2 separate regions of the Mus musculus genome follow, and region 1 is linked to region 2. The links are chromatin loops, found by intact Hi-C in ENCODE. Cell type or tissue: left cerebral cortex. All regions are shown on one strand.

Region 1 (2,500 bases), 470 kb after region 2:
CATACATACACACATGCATACATACATGCATACACACATACATATACACGCATACACACATATATACATACATGCATACACACATGCATACATACATGCATACACACATACATATACACGCATACACACATACATACACACACATGCATGCATGCATACACACATACATATACACGCACACACACATATATACATACATGCATACACACATACATACATGCATACACACATACATATACACGCATACACACATATATACATACATGCATACACACATGCATACATACATGCATACACACATACATATACACGCATACACACATACATACACACACATGCATGCATGCATACACACATACATATACACGCATACACACATACATACACACACATGCATGCATACACACATACATATACACACATACACACATACATATACATGCATACGCACATACATACATGCATGCATACACACATATATACATGCATACACACATACATACATACACACATACATACACACATACACACATACACACATGCATACATGCATATATACATACACATACATACATACATACATAGAGGCAAAACTCTCATATACAAAAATTTTAATTAATATTTAAAATTTTTTAAAAAGATGTTATATTTTATTAAAAGTGCAATGACATACCACTTACAGATTCTTTTATTTTCTCTTTTTTGCTATGTATTTTTTGAAAGGGTTTCTCTGTGTAATCCTGGCTGTTCTGGAACTCCCTCTAGACCAGGCTAGCCTCGCACTCAGAGATCTGCCTGCCTCTGCCTCCTGAGTGCTGGGACTAAAAAGGCCCTGTGCCACCACACGCACCTAACTTTCCAACTCTTAATCCAGCAGTGGCAAGAACTGACTTGTGCTTTTAGAAGTTTGGTGGCTGACGTGGGTAAAAAGATGCTTGCCATGAAGATAAACTGAGTTCTTTCTGTCCCTAGATGTGGGGCACCAACTCCATGGAGTTATCCTATAACCACACCTGTCATTCTCTCTCTCTCTCTCTCTCTCTCTCTCTCTCTCTCTCTCTCTCTCTCACGTATACATTAATAATAAACATTTTTACTTTTACCTTTGCGATAGAGAACGGCTTATAGGGACTAGAAGCAAAGAGAACAAATAGCAGACTAGGGAGATGTTGACTGTAGACTTTACCTCGTTGGTACAGCAAAGGGCTGGGAACTAAGTGAGCTTCAGAGAGGGAACTATGAGGACTTGGGAGAGGGGTGGCCTGGGGGCTATTGCACCAAGGACGGGGATGACTATCTCTAGATCTCTACCCATTCAGGCTGAAAACCACAGGTGGGGAAGTCCTGGAAGATTCAGTGTCTGGTGAGAGCCTGTTTCCTCACATGGTGCCTTCTTACTGCCCCCTTGTGGTACAGAAGGAGCAAGGCAGCTCTCAAGGGCTCCGTCTTTCTGTATTTTCGCCTTCCTAGTTGCTGTGATGCTACCCGGCAGAAGCAATTTAGAGAAGGAAGGATTTCTCTCGCGAGGACACTGCCCACTGTGGCAGCGTTCACAGCCTGGCAGCGGGAGCCTCGGGCAGATGCGTGCTCCATGGCGTCAGCCAGGAACAGCTGGCTGATAACCCTCAAGACCTTTCGCCTGTCAGCTAGGTGCAGCGTCCAGATTACACAGCCTCCCGAAACAGCGCCACCAGATGGAGACCAAATGTCCCGAAACACGAGCTTGCAGGAGATGTTTCACATTCAAACTGTAACATTTCCCAGAGCCAGCCTTCGAGACTCCACAGAATCGTGTAGAAGGGACCCAAACAATAATCTGTTAAAGATAGATTACCATGCACTAAATCTCACCCAGAAGCTTCTGCCCCTTGCTGCCCCCTTGTGGGCACAGGGATGTTGGGCAAGGAGGTCTTAATCTCACACCAGAAATTTCCGGGTGAGATTAAGAATTAAGTACAGAAGATATTTTTAAAATGATTAAAAGCCAGTGCAGTTTTGCATATTTCCACTGCTAATTACAACTGAAAGGACGTCGTGTACAGATCATTCTAAAAGACAATTCTAAACGCCTGGTGCAATGGCTTACACCTTTAGTTCCAGTACTCGGGAGGCAGAGGCAGGCAGATCACTTAGTTGGAGGCCAACCTGGTCTACAGAAGGAGTTCCAGAATAGCCTCGGCTACATAATGAGACCCTGTCTCAAAAGAAGGAGGAGGAGCAGGAGGAAGAAGAGGAAGAAGAGGGGGACAAGGATGAGTGGGAGGAAAAAAGCTGCTAGTAAAGTAGAGAAAAGAAGAAAGACTGTAGCTGGGCAGTGGTGGCACACGCCTTTAATCCCAGCACTTGGGAGGCAGAGGCAGGCAGATTTCTGAGTTCAAGGCCAGCCTGGTCTACACAGCCAGGCCTATTCAGAGAAACCCTGTCTCAAAAAAACAAAACAAACAACAACAACAACAAAAAACCAAAAAAACAAACCAAACAAACAAAAGCAGACAGACTG
Region 2 (2,500 bases):
AACTTATTTACTTTTTTTTTTGTAGTGTCAGAGATTGAACCTAGAGCTACACACACACACTAAGAAATGCTCCGCCACTGAGCCACATCCCCAGCCTTGCTTGTGACAGTTTATGGTGGCATTTCCTTGTTTAACCCTGCTTGATGTTATGCCAGCATCTTAACTGTGGATGGCCACTAAGAACAGAAATGGCCACTCCAATACTCAGCCTGGGTAATAAGAGGCATAGCCACTTCCCTGTCTGTATTAACAGATCTTCCTGGAGCTGCCTTGCCAGCATCAATTTGCTTTTCTGCAAATCTTCTCCCTGGGCTAGGTTGTTTTTTCCAGGAGGTTTCCCAACAGCCCATCACTTCTAAAGACACTGTCACCTGACGGCTTGGACCTAAAAGTCCTGTGCCTTGATAGTTTCACCAACCTTGGACTTCTCTACTCTGATTCTTACCCAATCCTGAGCCTTCTTTTTGAAAAGCCCAGCCAAAAATCTCCTCTCTCACACAATGCTTGATATCCCCAGTATCCACCTTACCCTCGCTGAGATGATAACAACGTTCTGAGGTGAGCAACAAACTAAGGCTTGTCTAGCCAGCAGGCTGTGTTCTTGATATCTGAGGAGCCAGCTTTTGCTAGCTCAGGAGGCTTGCGCTGAGAGAAGCCGTAAACATACTTTAGAATTGTTAGATGCCACTGGACATGTGAGGACAGTCACAGGCTGATTTCCTTCAAAACTGGGTAGCACAGAAAGTGCAAAAGCTGGAGCACAGTCTTGGATGTCAGGGTACCAAATCCCTCTATATATGCGGATCATATATATATGTGTGTGTATACATTAATATATAATATATAATAATATATATATAATGTACATATAATATATAATACATAATAGATTATTATATGTTACATGTTGTATGTTATATACATATACCCTTTTTCTTTTTCTTATAAGAATATGTATATTATATAATATATACTATCTATAATATATATTATATATATATATCCTTTCTTTTTCTTTTTCTTTTTTGTTGGTTATTTTATTTATTTACATTTCAAATGTTATCCCCTTTCCCAGTTTCCCCTCCAGAAATCCCATATCCCATCCCCTCCTCCCCCCGCTTCTATGAGGATGCTCCCCCACCCACCCATCCACTCTGCCCTGGCATTCCCCTACATTGGAGCATAGAGCCTTCCCCTGTCTGACAAGGCCATCCTCTGCTACATATGCGGCTGGAGCCATGAGTCCCTCCATGTGTACTCTTTGATTGATGGTTTAGTTTCTGGGAGCTCTGGGGGGAGGTCTGGTTGGTTGATAGTGTTGTTTTTCCCAGGGATCAATTTTTAAAATGGATTTTTTTTTTCTTTTGCTTAATGGTAACATTTAGTATTTTTATACTCAAGAAACCACAAGGATAAAAGATGCCACTAGATGGCGATAAAGCCCACCTTTACACACACACACAAGCAGACCTATAGCAGAAAAAAACTAGCCATTTGCTAATATGTAAAATCCAGGGGGAAGTTATGAAAAGGAATGAGGTCTGCTGCAGATTACTCACCTGTGTAACAGAGTGAACTTTAACCCTCAAGACAGTGGCATTCCCTTCCTGGGACCACATGGGGACATCATCAGCTTCTCTTCAACCCAAGTGGCTGACATTTCCTAGTGCAGATGCACAAGTGGCTTGTTTCCAGTGCGGATGGAATTAGGGGAACTTCTGGCTGGGCCTCCATGACAGAGGAAGGCCTTGTGAAGGAGAGATCTCTGTTCATTAGCATAAGAAGCAACACCACACGGATCCTTTCAGAACCTTGTGCCTGCATAGCACACAGTGTGTCCCTGCTCCTGTGGCCCTTCACACAGGACCACAGCACCTGCCAGTACTCTATAGGGATACCGACTATGGCTCTCCAGTTCCACCTTCTGTCTCCATCACTACTACAGTAAGTCACTCAAGTATCCTTTGCCTGACAAAGCCCAGCACAGAATAAATGCTAGGACATACTACTCACTAAGGCCGTGTTTATGGGCTGTGTGGAAGTGCTAACATGTTATGAATATTGAGTGATACAAACTGTCTAATTGGCAATGAGAGATGAATGAGGTCCTGCTGCCCTTGATCCTGTGAACACAATATTGGGAAGGGCTTAGCACACAAATGGTGAGAAATCAGACTCTTCTTAGAAGGAAGTAGAAGCTGGGAGTGTCCTGTCCATGTTGTATCCTCCCCACCTCCATCGCTTTCCCCAGCCAGAGGAAAGTCTGCTGGGAATCAGAAGAAATCTCAAAAGAAGGTATCAGGCTTTCCACAGGTGAGTATTGAAGCCAATATATTACAATCTTCTGAGGTTCAAAGACCCCCAACAGACCTAAGGTTGTTGTGTAAGCATTAAAATGCTTATGCAACGCAGAAACTGTGAAGGAACGAGGAGAGCTGACGCAGACGACAGAAAGGCTTTGGGTAATTGGCTCAGTAGCCAGCCAGGCTGAAGGAAATGG

What was found. Hi-C counts contacts between places; a loop is a spot of excess contacts. Peaks named below come from ENCODE experiments on the same cell type or tissue, not always from the same donor. Only the 100,000 strongest peaks of a DNase experiment are listed, where the experiment ranks them.
Region 1: a loop joins it to region 2, with 9 times the contacts of the local background. A loop is called at or near these places in 22 of 42 quality-filtered maps.

What each region holds. Positions count from the first base shown.
Region 1 is chr15:97,662,446-97,664,945 of GRCm38, forward strand. No RefSeq gene overlaps it. Among named protein-coding and RNA genes, the nearest start is that of Rpap3, 42 kb to the right of the region's middle. In left cerebral cortex, CTCF peaks have their summits at 1,407 (motif pointing left) and 1,893 (motif pointing left); DNase peaks (open chromatin) are centred at 1,474 and 1,645; H3K4me3 peaks cover 562 bases; H3K27ac peaks cover 418 bases.
Region 2 is chr15:97,194,360-97,196,859 of GRCm38, forward strand. All of the region lies in intron 3 of Gm33205 (a long non-coding RNA gene), which reads right to left. Among named protein-coding and RNA genes, the nearest start is that of Gm33205, 8.2 kb to the right of the region's middle. In left cerebral cortex, a CTCF peak has its summit at 1,434 (motif pointing right); a DNase peak (open chromatin) is centred at 1,435.